3 separate regions of the Homo sapiens genome follow, and all the other regions are linked to region 1. A link is a contact called in ENCODE Hi-C or POLR2A ChIA-PET data. All regions are on one chromosome and are shown on one strand. The core of a region is the stretch at or near the end of the contact, and the rest is flanking DNA. Distances in the headings are between cores, read along the strand shown. Region 1 holds the start of DUSP7 (dual specificity phosphatase 7). Region 2 holds the start of SEMA3G (semaphorin 3G). Region 3 holds the start of DNAH1 (dynein axonemal heavy chain 1).

What was found. Hi-C counts contacts between places; a loop is a spot of excess contacts on that map. ChIA-PET counts read pairs that join two places held with the same protein, here RNA polymerase II (POLR2A). Pooled maps may share reads with other maps.
Region 2: a loop to region 1 is called in a pooled map, with 3 times the contacts of the local background. The contact joins the promoter of SEMA3G here to the promoter of DUSP7 in region 1. A Hi-C loop is called at or near these places in 3 of 168 maps with a recorded cell type or tissue (CD8-positive, alpha-beta T cell and naive thymus-derived CD4-positive, alpha-beta T cell), 3 of 37 single-sample maps with no recorded cell type and 13 of 50 pooled maps.
Region 3: a loop to region 1 is called in a pooled map, with 4 times the contacts of the local background. The contact joins the promoter of DNAH1 here to the promoter of DUSP7 in region 1. A Hi-C loop is called at or near these places in 1 of 37 single-sample maps with no recorded cell type and 7 of 50 pooled maps. POLR2A ChIA-PET finds 5 or more read pairs at or near these places in 3 of 52 experiments (H1, activated B cell and activated naive CD4-positive, alpha-beta T cell).

The regions. Positions count from the first base shown.
Region 1 is chr3:52,053,626-52,058,498 of GRCh38, forward strand. DUSP7 (dual specificity phosphatase 7) reads right to left here and starts at 2,946. Exons shown (of 3, transcript NM_001947.4): 1 at 2,225-2,946; 2 at 315-749. The coding sequence starts at 2,741. RefSeq lists silencers at 1,457-1,526, 2,237-2,286, 2,607-2,666, 2,867-3,246, 3,647-4,006.
Region 2 is chr3:52,442,794-52,447,666 of GRCh38, forward strand. It overlaps SEMA3G (semaphorin 3G), which reads right to left and starts at 2,310. Exons shown (of 16, transcript NM_020163.3): 1 at 2,120-2,310; 2 at 1-114. The coding sequence starts at 2,234. RefSeq lists enhancers at 1,407-2,283, 2,284-3,160.
Region 3 is chr3:52,313,520-52,318,392 of GRCh38, forward strand. It overlaps DNAH1 (dynein axonemal heavy chain 1), which reads left to right and starts at 2,800. Exons shown (of 78, transcript NM_015512.5): 1 at 2,800-3,026. RefSeq lists enhancers at 298-497, 3,314-4,252 and a silencer at 4,191-4,420.

The sequences.
Region 1 (4,873 bases), core at 1,696-4,195:
GTTTCAGCTTGCTAAGCCCGAAACAACATCTAAGCCAGGAAAACACAAGCTGGACAGCAGAGAGCCCATGACGTGCTGTCAGCTAGGGGGAGCTCAGGACTCAGGAGACTGCTCAGGCCCCAACAGGTAGAGGGGCCCAAGGGACTCGGTGACTCACAGTAGGCCTGGGTACACCCACGGGCACACGCTGGCACACGTAGGGCACACACAGGTCTCAACAGGCCCAGAGGTACCCAGTCAGGCGGGGGCGCCACCCAGAGTCCTGCATACACCTTGATGCACCCACACCCCCCTGCCCAGCACACAGCACCTACCAATGAAGCTGATGGCCTCAGGGAAGAACTGGGAGAGGTTCTGGCTCCAGTGGTCAGAGATGGGGATCTGCTTGTAGGTGAACTCGCCGCCGTGCTCGAAGGCGTTGGGTAGGTTGGGTGTGACATTGAGGATATACTTGATGCCATACTTGCCGAGCACGTCCAGGTTGGTGGAGTCCTTGGCGCAGCCGAGGTAGAGGTAGGGCAGGATCTGGACAGGGAAGGCTGGTTGGCTGGATGGCACAGGGCTGCCGTCTGACTCGGTGGCACTGCTGGGCAGCTCTCGGTCCGACTCGCCGTCGGAGCAGTCAGAGCTGATGCGCAGGCCCCCCAGGCCCAGCACTGAGGTGGGTGGCGAGCTGCTCGGCGAGGAAGAGCTGTCCACGTTGGTCTCGCAGTGCTCAGAGTACTCTGTTTGAAACTTGTTGAAACCACCTGTGTCCAGGGTGAGACAGGGCCTGGGTGAGAGGCTGGTGAGAGCCCAGATGGGCTGCACAAGACCAGAGATGGCCAGGACTCTGCACGCCAAACACCACAGCACCCACGGTCAGCATGGGCCATGCCAAGCATGTTACACGTGTGCCCTCTCTCGTGTTCTCTCCATCTAAACCATGACCACTTCACAGATAAGGAAACTGAGGCCCCAGAAGGTGAAGTGACGTGCCTGGACTCCAAACTGGTACCCATAACACTTCGGGGCCCCCAGCCATGGCACCAGCTTTAGGGCACTTGAGGACAGGCCCCAGCTAATTCCTCTTCTGCAGCTCCCACGCACACCTAGCACCCATGGGTGTTCAGTAACAGCTAAGTGGTAAAGAAAAGCAGACAACCCCATCTTAGCCAGCACCTCTGGGTTGGCAAACTCCTCTTATAGATGAGACCACAGGTGCCAGAGCCACATCTGGCTCAGTTAGAGGCAGAGAGGTCCTGGGCTTCCTGAACGGGAGTCTAGTGGTTGCCCAGCCCCGAAACTACAGCTGGGGAGGGTAGTGGGAAGGTACTGGCTGGCCCCTTCCCCCAGCAGGGGCAGGTTTTTGAAGGGGGTCCTGGCTCCACTTCTCTAGAACCCTCCCTTAGAACACAAGCCCCACCCCCAGCCTTGGACCTGCAGCGGGGGAGGGCCACTGGGGCGATACAGGGACAGGAGAAATGGGGAGCCCCTTGCAGCGAGGCATGGGCCCTGCGCCCGAGGGTGCCGCAGGCCTCCCCTCCCCTCCCGCCCGCCCCGCTGCCAGCAAGAGGCCATTTTGGAATGTTAATTGGAAACACCGGCCTCAGCCACTCGCCCCCCGGTGCTACCTCTCCCTTCTGCAAGCTCCGGGGCAGCAGGCTAGGGACCTGGGGGTCCCGAGAGACCCGGGCCAGGGCAATGGAGCCTGCCCATACCCTGCCCCAAGCGCCTCCTAGAGGCGGCAATTCTCCGGTGGAAGAAGCAATTCCCGGATCCAGGAGACCCCAACCCAAATGGTCTCCATGCGCTGGAGGTGAGGATGGTGCTATGAAAGGTGCCCTTCCTGATCCTGGCCTTCCAGAAACACGAATTCTAGGCTGGACTTGGGCGCCCTGCCGCTTTTAGGGTTCTGGGAGGCGGCGCCTTCCACCTCTGAGGGGCTCCACTGGAGCCCAGGCACTACTGTCGCCCCATCAACAGGAAAAAAAAGGAAACCCCAGGCAGGGGAAAGTTTGTTCCACCCACTCGAATCGTGCCGAGAAAGGGGGCGCAGAGGGAGCCCCGCGCCTGCCAAACCACACAGTGGGGACCCGGCTCCAGGAGGGCGGATGCGGGCCGGGGACGACGTGGCGCCCAGAGGGGCAGGCCGAGCGCGTGGAGAGGAAAGCGCCTCCAAGGGGGGCGTCAGGGAGTCGCGGGGGGGCCCCGATCCCGTAAGGCGTCTCGGTGCCGCCCTCACCTTGGAGGTAGTAGGCCTGGCAGCCGTCGTCGCGCAGCTTCTGTAGGAGCAGGCCGAGCACGGAGGCGGGAGCGCCGGGCTCGGGCTGCCACTCGGCCGTGGCCTCGTCGTAGAGCAGCACGGTGGCCGCCTTGCAGCGCGTGGCGAAGCGCTCCTTGTCGGCGTGGTTGGGGATGATGGAGCGGATGGGCAGGTTGCCCTTGCGCAGGCGGCGCAACATGAGGCCCGGGATGGCCAGGTTGATGGCCGTCTCGATGTGCGACGACTCGAAGAGCTCGTGCGGCCGGCAGTCGAGCAGCAGCAAGGACGCGCCGCCGCGCGCCTCCAGCTCCTCCTGCAGCCACTCGGCGCTCTTGCAGGGCATGGCCCCTGCCCCCGTCGCCGCGCCCGCCCCGGTGCCTGCGCCGGACCCCGACCCCGCACCGGGCTCGGACCCCGCCCGGGTGCCCCCAGCCGCCGCCGCCCCCGAAGTCGACATGTGCGCCCGCGCTGGGGGGCCGCGGAGCTGGTTTTTCATGGGGAGCGCGGGCGGCCCGGGGCCGGGGCCGGGCAGCCCTGCCCTGGGACGGCGCCCCGGCCGCGCGGGCCCCAGCCGCGTCTCCGGGCGCCCGCCTCCCGCCGAGCTGCGCGCCCGCCGCCCCGGCCTCCCGGCCTCCCGGCCTCCGTCCCGCCCGCCCGCCCGGCCCTCCGCGCGCACCGCGGCCTGACAGCCCCAATTAAACGGCGGCTCCGGCGGCCGCGCGCCGAGGCGTTCTCCGGGGGGCGGGGCCGCGGGGGCCGGCGCCCGGGCTTAAAGGCGCAGCGCCTCCACCGCCCCTCCCCACGGGGTATGCGGGCGCGCTCGCGACCCGAGCCCGGGAGACCAGCGGCGGGGCCCTCCCCCACCGCCTCCGCACCGTTGCCCCCTGGACTAGCTCGGAGCTGACTACGATCCGCCTAGGGACCCCGGCCTAGACGCCCTCATGGGTTCACTCTGCGCGTGCTCCCAAGCTCTTCTGGACACTGCGGGAAGAGAGGCCCTGGGGGCGTCCTATGCCTGGCACCCCCACCCCACATTCACAACAGCATAGTTTTCCTGGGACGGGGCGTGGTGGGGGGGATGGTCAAGCTGAGCAACCTCTCCTCCTCCCGCCTGTCATCCCATTCATTTTTTCTGTCATCGAGTTCATTCAACAAATGAGAACTGAACGCCTACTACGTGCCAGGCACTGTGCTAGGCGGTCACCGTTTCAGAGGACCTCATCGTTCCCCTGACGGTCACAGGCTCCAGACCTGAGGGAGAGCGTCTCACGCCAGCAGGCCTGATGGGAAATCAGGACCTGGGCAACTGGCGGGGTAGGAAGACTCAGGGCCGTGCCACCTTCCGTGGGCAGGTGTGGAGAAATCCTAGAAAGGACCAGCTTTGGGAAGGGATCGCGAGCCCTTTAAGAAAGCTTTACAAGCGGGGTGGTGACAGGCGCCCAGTGAAGCGCCACGTGACTTTTTCCACGGGGCCGGTGGGAGGGGAATGCTCCTTTATAATCAGCTTTCCTTCCCCTGCCTCCCTCTCAACGGACCAATCAACTTCCGCGGTAGGCGGGCGCCTGCCATGCAGATGGCCAATCCTGGCCGAAAGAGGCGGTGGCGGAGGGAGGCGGGGCCCGCCGCGGTTTCCACCCAGGGCGGGGAAGTGGGCGGGGCCTCCGCCCGCCCTGTGTGTCGATTTGCAGGCAGGCGGGGCAGCGGAGGTGAATGGACCCGCAGGTAGCGCTAGAACAAAGCGGCTAGACGCAGGCGGCGCGCTTGCGTAGGACCTGCAGTGCTTTCCCTACGGAGCCAGGGTGGCAGCTTGAGGCTGGACCCTGCCGTCTATCTGGTCCATTCTTTTGCCTGGCGGGGTGCCCCTCCTTGGGGCTTAACCCCCCGACTCCGCCCGAGGCTGGTCGGCTCTGAGACACCTTGCCCCCATCCCTGACTGGGGGAGCGGTGGTGCTTGAGGGACGGCCTCTGGAACCCCGAGGATTTGAGCTTTCCGCTAACCTCTGACCAGAAGGCACGAAAAGGGGTGACTCAGGAGCAGTCCCCGCCTGTCTTTCAAGCGAGGGATAGTCTTTCGGAAGAGTTTCATCCTGGGCCACAGGGCTGTATCCCAAAGGAGCAGGGGTCTCTCCCACAGTCACATTCTCAGAGTGTGAAAGGAGAAGCAACTCTCCGCCCAAGGTTGTCCTGGGGGTCCTGGGCCTGTGGAAAGAGCTTCCAGGGCCCAAGATGCCAAGACCCAGATTCTGTCCTGCCACTTGCAGGTGTGTCCTGTGACCTTAGTATGGTTCTTCCCTCTGGGCCTTGGGTCTCCCAGTGTAGGAGAGTGCTAGTGTGGACTGAGCCCAATCCGTCTATGAATCCATCCGGCTGGGAGGACGTGGTCTGAGGACAGGCCTCTCGGCTGGCAGGCTGGATGCTGCTTGTCAGGGATGGAGGCAGCACTCAAAAAAGAGGCCTGAGCAAACTCCCAGGGGAGGGTGAGCTGCTGAGCAGTGCACCATTCACTCAGCAAGCCTTGCTGAGGGCCTCCTGAGTACCAGCCTGCCTGGAGCCGGAGTGACAACAGTGGAGCCTCCATCCTCCACTCAGGCCTGGCTACCTCTCCCCTCTGCTCCACCATGGGGTTGG
Region 2 (4,873 bases), core at 1,060-3,559, 390 kb after region 1:
CGTCCAGGCCACCCAGAAAGAGGCGGTCTCGGTACTCATCTAGGTACATGGCCTGGAGGTTCAGGGAGCCCTGGGGGCCCAGAAAGATGGCAGAGCGGTTGGCAGACAGGAGGTCTAGGAGGATGTATGGGGAGGCAGATCAGGGCCACAGCTCAGCCTAGTTCCCCAGCCAAGGAGTGGAGGTGGAGGCCCCGGCTGAGCATCCACCCCTGACACACTCACATCTGGAAAATGTTTCCATCCACATGGTGCTGGAAGGCTTTCGGACCATGGCTCCTGGGGACAGGTGGGACGGGAGGCTCAGAGCCTCCCACCTGGCCCAGCCTACCCTGGGGCCTACCTCCCACCCCTCCATTCCTTAGCCCTTCATCATGCAGCTAACATCTTCCCACTGTCCCATCTGTGCCCTACCCAGTCCCCAGGGAAGAAGGCCCCAACCAGCAGAAACTAGAGCAAAGTGCTGGAAGATCCTGGAGGAAGGGCGGGAGTCTTTGCAGGCCGCCTGGCTCAGCTGGAGGGTGGGCCAGCAGGCGAAACTGTTCCCAGCAGAGGGGACCCCTGGCAATGGCCTGGGTGCAGAAAAGGGAAGGTATGGCCGGGAAGGGCTCCCACCTCCAGTCCAGGGATGCGGCCAAAGACAATTTTCTCCCCACAGATGCTGGCTATCCCACCCCAGAGATGAGAGCGGGGAGCTGTCTGGGGACATCGGTCCCAGGAGTTGAGGATCCTGAGGTAGGTCCTCCGGGCTTGGCTAGGGAGGTGGAGGTAATGGGGGCAGTAGGATGTGGCAGGAAGAGGGTGCTGGCCACCTTTGGGAAGGCCCAGAGTGTCCTATGCCTTCCCTACGGAAGCACCTCTACCCAACACCCATTCCACCCCCAAAACTCATCAACGGTCTCTTCCGGGAAGCCCTCCATGGATGACAGTACCTTGGGGAACTTTCCCTATTTGGGGCTTTTTCTAGCAGTCTGACCTCCCCGCAAAACCACAGCTCCCGGAACAAGACCACATTCCCCTCAGCCTCTCCAGGGACGAGCGCCATCTCCCCCAGCAGACTGGGCTTCCCAGGGGAAGGTGGTCACCCCTCTGGTTTCCTCAGGAAGGATCTGCCAAGAGCCTGTCTCGGGCCTTCCCTGGGCCCATCCGTGGAGGCCTGAGCCGGCTCACATGTCTAGGGTAGAACACAGGAACCCCCAGGCTGGGATGTGCAAAAAGGGGAGGTGAAACTCCCCCTGGGCTGGGGCGCTTCTTGGGTGCAGGAGCACATGAACAAGCCCACTCTGGGAAGTGGGCTGCAAGGGGGGTCCTCCCCTTCTCTGTGGCCCCAGGACCAAGGGATAGCATGCTGCCTGCTCTCCCGTTGGCCACCCTGGGCAAAAAGTGCCAGTTGAGCCCAGACAGACCCTTCAGCCCCACCCTCTCTGTCACTCTCCCCTGCCTGGTCCCTTCCTCTGTCTCCTCCCCATCTTTATTGAGCTCTCTCAGGGTCTCCATCTGTCCCTTTCTCAGCACTCCCCCTCAGGTGCCTCCCACCGCCACCCTGGTCCTGTCTCCCAGGACCTGCCTCCCTCCCACTCCCCGAGAGCTGTGCAGGGAGAGGCTCCCTCCCCTACAGCTGACCAGGCACCCAAGAGCCCAAGCCACCCAAACAGGGCACACGCACACAAACAGGGCACACGCACCCAAACAGGGCACACGCACACAAACATGGCACACGCACACAAACTCGGCACACGCACCCAAACAGGGCACACGCACACAAACTCGGCACACGCACACAAACACTGCACACGCACCCAAACAGGGCACACGCACACAAACACGGCACATGCACCCAAACAGGGCACACGCACACAAACAGGGCACACGCACACAAACACGGCACACGCAAACTCGGCACACGCACACAAACTCGGCACACGCACACAAACACGGCACACGCAAACTCGGCACACGCACACAAACTCGGCACACGCACACAAACACTGCACATGCACACAAACACGGCACACGCACCCAAACAGGGCACATGCACACAAACACGGCACATGCACCCAAACAGAGCGCACACACACAAACAGGGCACATGCACACAAACAGGGCACGCAGGGGCTGGTACCTCGGTAGGAGAGCCGCAGGCGGGGCACACTGGGGCCGGGGCTGGGGCCAGAGCTACCCCCATGGAGCAGGAGGCCCCCTAGCAGCCAGCAAATGGCCCAGGCCGAGGGGGCCATGCTGGGGAACTGAGGGCACCGCTGCCGCCTGCCTGCAGAGCCGCCCTCTGGTCCCGCTGGCCGCCGGTTGTAGTTTGCTCTGCTGCCACCAGGCCACCACTTATAAGGCAGTGGCTCCACCCAGTCCTGGGCGGGAAGAGGGGCGGAGGAGAGAAGGAGGCTGGGGCCTTGCCGTCCACCTGCCGCTTCTCCTTCCACCTTGTTGGCCCAGTGCAGGCTTTTGTGCCACACTGGCCAGCTCCCCATTGGGAAGACCTTCCCAGCTAGGGCACAGGCCATGTGTACAGAGATGTCCACAAATGCAGGTCCCCAGGCTCCAGCAAAGTGACAAGTGGGGAGAGAGCCTGGAAGGGAGGTCAGGGATCAGAGGTTAAAGTTGATGGGCTGGGTAGGGGCCTAGCTGGGCTCTGCCTTGTTCTCTGCCCCTCCACTGCCCACAGCAGAGACCTTCCAAACTGGCCCTGCCCCAATTCCAGGATATTCCAGCCCCCTGAAGCTTTGGCCAGACTCTCCAGCTCCCCTGGGTAAGGGTGGAGGGCCATTCCCAGCCCAAGGGGCGCCATGTCCTAGACAGGTGTTTGAGGTCCGGCAACACTTCATAGAGCCAGCAAGAGATGACTGCCCAGCCTCTTCCACCCAGGCCTGTCCCCATCTGGCTTCCAGGCACCCCAGCCTCTCCCCACATCTACATGCCCCATCTCAGCTCACCAGGCTTGCTTTGGGGTAGGGGACAGGGGCATCAGGGGACTCCATGCCGAGGGAACCTCCCCTTGCCCTGCCTCCCTCAGGCCTCCAGTCCTTCCAGAGACTCAGGGTCCAGAGCTTCCCCAGGTCAGTGATGGTTCTTCCCAGGGACCCCATGCCCCATAGGCCCTACAGACACCTATGATCTCTTAGAGGTCACTTCCCCCACCCTGAATACTGACTGGGTGGCGGGGGGCACAGAAAGCCACAGAAGAGGGCCAAAGGGGAAATGGGACTGAGGGCCTGAATCTGGGGTGAGTGACGGGACCTCCCCATGCTCCCTGCCCCAGAACAGTCGCCACCTCACCCCACCCCAGAACCCTACACTCAGAACCTGAGGCCCTGGGCACTAAAGAGATTTTAATTTTGAGCTGGAGTTTGAGTTCCCAGGATTCTAACAGCTCCTGCAGGTTGGGCCTCCCACATGGACCGGCCTGGGCCCTCTGATGGTGGTCAGGGAACTTGCGGGGCACTCAGAGAGGGAAGGACCTGGCCCAGGCCACAGAGCAGGCTGAGAATGGGTCCAGCTCAGCTCTGCCCCTTCCTGGGACCCTCCTTTGCTTCTGGGCGTTGTTGGGAGTATGGGGACCCCACCCTCCTCCCCTACCTCAATCCTGAAATGGAAACAGGTTGGCTTCTTGGGTCAGCATGACAGGTCTCAGAGACCTACAACTCTGCCTCCCTGTCCCCAGCTCCCTTCACTCACACATGCCTTCTTCAGCAGGGGGCTGGCCTGGAGGTGGGCAAGGGGCTGCCCACAGAGGCCAGTGATGGAGCTCAGCCCAGCCCTGCCTCTGGCCCTGCTGGAGAGCCTTGGCCAAGGCCCTTCCATCTCTGGGTCTGCCTCTTCCTCCCAGGGCCAGGGACCAGCCACCCTGGGTGTAAGCAGCCTTCATAACCTGATGAGTGGGCTTGCGCAGGGGCTGCTGTCAGGGTGACCATATCCTGGGACCTTGGAGTGGACTGCTTCTGTCTCTGTTTCCCTGGGGAGGTGTGGCCAGCACACTGCCCAAGCTGGGGCCAACTTCTAACTGGAGACTGAGCTAGGCAGCCCTTCAGCCAGCATGTGACCACCAGCGGCGGGCAGGAGGCCCAACACTCCTCAGCCTGCCAGCCCATCCTGGGGTCTCAGCTCAGCCAGACACCCAGCAGGGGCTGCAGGGAAGCCTGGGTCGACTGGGGAAGGGTGTGGGGGCAGCCTACTCCACACTGCGGAAAGAGCCTGTGGCAGGCTGGGAGTCCGAACTCTACTGTTAATGTGTGTGGCCTCAGTCAGGTCCTCTCCTTCTCTGGGCTTCAGTTTTCCAGGCCTGGGGGCAGAGGGTAGGGATCGTCTCTAAAGGCCCCCCTGCTTGCCAGCTGCAGGTGGGAAAGACCACAAGGGTGCTCCGAATTCGAGGATCAATGGGCCCAGACACGGGCATCGTGTGTCATCTAGTGGACAAAGAAGGAACTGCAGGAGGCCCCCAAACTCGCTGTGTCAGGCCCTGTGTTGGGGTAGCAGGGCCACCCAGCAGAAACAGCAGCCTCTTGAGGACGCTAGCAGTAACCAGGCAAACACAATATAAAGAAGCAGGAGCAGTGGAAGATGCTCCAGTGATTGCTCTTGATGGAGGAAATCAAGGGAGGCTTCATGGAGGAAGCACTATCCAAGCAAAAGCCCAGAAATGGAAAGGATGCAGCAAAACAGGCAAAACTAGGTGATGCATGAAGGATACAAAATGCCATGTACTGGTGGGAGATGGTGAGCTGGGCTGATACCTATGTGAAGTGCGTGTTCATGCAGCAGGTGCCACCAGGTGGATATGTGGAGGGTCACAGCCCAGCCTCTCCCAGCCAGAATTCTGGGGTGGGCATGCCTGGAAGGAATGGATGCCCCCAGTCCCCTCCCCACC
Region 3 (4,873 bases), core at 1,550-4,049, 260 kb after region 1:
CTTGCCACCTCAGTTTGCAGACCCAGAGTATGGGAGCAGATTGCCAAGGAAGTTGTCAGCTCTAACTGCCACCCTAGCTGTTTGAATGTCCCTAGGCCAAAGCAGGCAGGCCATTTGCAAGGGGTGATGGGGAGGAGGGCTGCCCCACCTCTTTGGGAGTGAGGGATTCCATCTCTTTGGAACAAACCCTTCCTTACTGACCTGCTGGGAGTTTTTTACACATTCGCTCCTGGAGGTCTGGCAAGGGCAGTGCTTTTGCCAGGAATGGAAGTATTTGGGGCAGGAAAAGTCTTGGTGTCCCTCACACCACTCTGTACTGATGACCCCACCGTGACACTGGGTAAGGTTTCTGTTCCTCATTGTGCAGAAGAAAAACTGAGGCCTAACAAAGGAAGGGACTTGCCCGGTGAGTCATCAGAATAATCCAGGCCTCCTGCCCCGTCCAGAGCCCTTTCTAGGGGTGGATGAAAGGTCAGGCTGGCAGTCTGGTCCCCAAAGTGGCCAGCCTTGGGGGATGAGTGGATGGGAGGGCTCAGCTAAGCCTCAGCAAACCCAGGCTCCCTGGAAGGTGGGAGTGGGGGCACTTGGTGGGTCACAGGGCCAAGTTGATGAAGTCACCCACTCTGCCAAGATATTACTCCAGCTGACGCTCACCAAACTCCTTGGGACTGAGGAAAAATCAGAGGTGCTCAGAGCCTAATTATAATAAACAGTTTCCTGTGCAGCTCCTGGAGCCCCCCTGGGAAATGTCCTGTGGAAGATGTCTTTGTCTCAGAGCCTGCCATCTGGCGCTTTGGCCCAGGAAGGTGGGGACCAACAGGCATCCCCCCCTTGGGCCGCTGCTCCTGGAGCGCAGAGCCTCAGCATCCTGCACCCTCAGATGGAGGTCAGAGAAAAATAGGCTGGGGGAGAGGAGGTGAGGGTGGGATCATGTGGGGTCATGTGCAACTGGGCTGGTGTCAACAGCCACTATCTTTGAGGTGATGGCCCCGATGTGGGTTGCTCTATCTTCCAGTCATTTCTATGGGTCTTTCCTGGACTGACGCATGGGCAGGGCTGCTGAGAAAAGCTGTGCCTCTGCCCCAGCACCCCCTGACCCCATCCATCAAGTCCACCCTCCAGTTGGGAGAAACAGCAGTGACCATCACATGGTAGGGAGTGAGTCATCTACCAAGTGGTACTGACCATGGTCCTCTGGGGCCCTGAGGAGAGTGTGTGTTCTGTTGGCCAAGGCACTCAGGGAGTGTGTCCTGAGAAGTAGCCCAAGATGGCATGGAAGATCATAGAAAAACAAAGAGGGAAGAGGCTCCGGCAGGGAGGCTGCACAGGAGTAAAGGTGGGCAGGGGATTAGGTGGGGGCTGTGATGGATGAAGATTGTCTGTTCATGGGCCAGTGGTCTTCAGTCCACCAGCCCCGGAGAAACTCTGTTCTACTCCTTGCTTGAGCTCTGGGCTTTCAAGGTCTTGTCTGTCAAGGTGATCATGTGGATCAAAGGAGAATTAAATTTTCTCCATTTTTATTCATCAAAGAAATGATTATGCTGGTCAGAACTGCTGAGGGCAGCTGAGCAATGGCAGGGAGGCTTATGTCGGGGAGGCCTGGGGAGGCAGTGAATCGTAGACCTCACCCATTCCCTTCTCTGACACCCCCCGCCCCCGATGCCTGCAACTCACTTTCTTGTGGCATAGCTCAGAGCTCCAGGCCTAGAAAATCAGAGGAAGATCCTGGGGGCCCAAGAGGGAGGCTGGGGACAGGTGGGGAGCGGGTAGCTCAGCCACTCAGTCTGGATGCCTGTCACCTTCCGTTCTGGCTGGCCAGCCACATGAAGGGCCCATTCTGCTGCCCATTCACAAGGGGCTTTCATCTCTGCAGCCAGTGAAGCATTGCTCCCATCTCAGCCAGCAAGGAGACACAGGGGAGGGGGTGTGCAGACTTGCCATGACCTCAGACTCCATGCTGGAAAGGCATGGCCCTGGGCCAGGGCATCCTAAGCAGCCCATCTGCCCCAATCCCCCAGCTTCCAGGCCACCAGAGTCCTCAGCAAGGGGGATCTGAGTAAGAGATGGGCAGTGACTCCCCAACTCTTGTAGAAACCTAGTCCTCCCATTTCAACAAGGGTAAGGCTGACCTCTCTTCCAGCTTATTCAGGGCAAAAGATGGCCCTCCCATCACAAGAGGGGCAGGAGTCCAGTGGGTCATGGCTCAGCCCCCTGCTCCTTTCCCAGGGAGCAAGGTAAGTATGGTGGCCTTCAGGACAGGGCAGGAAGACCAAAGCCTGAACCCTTGCGCAGCCATGGGAGAAGACAGCACATTAGAGGGTAGCCCCTGAGACCCAGGAGAACAGGGACTGACTCACGGTGTCCTTCCAGGGAGGAGGGAGGCAGTCATATCCACAGCCCGCCCTTGAAGAGGGGCGAAGTGGAGCTGGCAGGGCTGCTGGTAAAAGCAGCACCCCCGACCCCCACCCCTCAAGTCCATTCTCCAGTTGGGAGAAACAGCAGTGACCATCACATGGTAAGCAGTGAGTGGTTCTGTGAGCTGGGCCTCCTGAGAGTGGACCCTTTCAGCTGTGGCCTGTCCATCTGTCCAGCAGCCACAGCCCCTGTGATGTCACCAGCCCACTGTGTTGCTTGGCAACTTTCCAGGATTAGCATTCTGCCCCTCTCATCCCTGACATCCCACCATAGGCTGATGTTGCCATGGCAACCCGGATAGATGCTGCAGCTTTTTGGACAGCTGTACCTAGTGTGGGAAGTGCCAGGCAAAAGCAGGGAAGCAGGTGCCTCTCTACAGGCCAAGGGGGGTACCCAACCTATACGCAGACCCATTGAGCAGCCAGACTGCCCTAAACAGGGCTATGGAGTCCTTGTCCCTTCTAAGAGCTGTGGACACCTTGCCTCCAGTTCCCCTCACAGTCCTTTCTTCCTTCTGCAGTGATCACTGAGTACCTGTGTGAATGCCAACAAGAAAAATAAAACCACAGTTTGGATTCAGGAAAGGTTGCACCACCATCAGGTCTTGAAGGGTGAGTAGGAGTCCGCCAGATGCAGGAGTGGATGGAGACAGGTTCTAGACAGAGGAAGCAGAAGCCTGTGCAAGGGCTGAACCACTGTCTCCAGGCATAGATTACACCCTGCCTCTAGGTTCCTCATGGCCTGGCCTCTCCATCTTTCCCACTCAATACACTTTATGGTGGGGATAGGGTCCAGTTCAGTTCCAGACACTTAGTGCCCAGCAACAGGCCTGGCACCAAGCCAGCACGACTAAAATGCCAAGTAAAATTCAACATCAGGGCCTATGACCTCCCCTAGTACTAACCGTCTCAGCAAGTCTGTTTCCCCATCTGTGAAATGGGGCCAGTTTTGAGAAGGCTGTGGGCAGGGGTTCTCAGGTACAGATGGGGTGATGTTTTTCTTTTGGTTCTTTTGGTTTGTAAACCACTTCTTTCCCTTACAGAAAAAATTGGAAGACTAGTACATGGACATCTGTGACCTTCAGATTCCCTAATTGTTATATTGCAGCACTTTTGCTTTATCTCCTCTTTGTCTTTTTATCTAGCTATGCTTACCTATATGTATAATTTTTGCTGAACCATTTGAAAGGAAATTGTAGCGGACATTCTGACGTGTTTCTTCAAACACTTCAGGCCACGTCAACTAAGGACAGTCTGATACAACCACAGTAGCATTATCACATCTAAGAAAATTAACAATAATTCAATATTCAGAATAGGGCAGGAAGATCAAAACCTGAACCCATGCCAGGTGCTGAGAGCAGATGAGGGGCATCAGAGGGTGGGCGCCCGAGCCGAGGGGTGTCGGGCGCATCCGCTGCCCAGCGGAAGCGGCGGCCTGAGTGGAGTCACCGTGCAATGGGTGGGTGTGGCTTTGTGAGCCAAGCCCCAGGAGAACCAGAACCCACCTTTTCCTCAGTGCCCTGACCAGCTGTCCCGCAGCTGTGGCTTAAATGCCAACTTCCAGTTCGTAAATTTCTTCAATTATTCCTCCCCAAATTATTTACATATGTATATGTATTTAAATCAGGATTTAATCAAAGTTCTCACGCTGCATTTAGCTGTTTCGCTGCTTACTCTAAAAGGGCACAGGAGGGAAGATGGGTGGGTAATGGAGCCTAGAAGAGTGACGCTCCCTGGTCGGCCCTAATCCTGCCGATCGGGGCATATGCTGGAACATCCCAGTCCCACTGTCCTGGGCGGAAGTAACCGAGACCTGGAGTTGGTGGGTAGGTAAGGGTTCAGGCTGGGGAGGTTCGCGGACGGAAGCTCCCGCCCTGCGGTGCCGGATGGCCCCGCCCCTTAGCAACGGCCTAGCGTCCCTCCCTAGAGACGGGGCTGATGCATCCCCGCACTGCTCGGTGGAACCGGTACGTCGGTGAGGCGGAGGGGTTGCGGGGCCAGCGCGGGCAGCGGGACCTCGAAAAGGCGCGGAGGGCGAGTGGACGAGGGTGGGGAATGGGGTCTCCCAGGAGTCTGGTTGCTGAGCCTTGGCCAGGGGGAAAGAAGGGAGGTGCACTTTATTTTATTATTTTTGAGACGGAGTCTCGCTCTGTCGCCCAGGCTGGAGTGCAATGGCGCGATCTCGGCTCACTGCAACCTCCACCTCCCGGGTTCAAGCGATTCTCCAGCCTCAGCCTCCTGAATAGCTGGGATTATACGCACCCGCCATCATGCCGGCTAATTTTTGTGTTTTTGTAGAGACGGGGTTTCACCCTGTTGACCAAGCTGGTCTTAAACTCCTGACCTCGGGTGATCCGCCCGCCTGGGCCCAAGTGTTTGGATTACAGGCGTGAGCCACTGCGCCCGGCCTGGAGGTGCACTTCAAACAGCCTTGCAGTGAAGTCCTGTACTTGCCA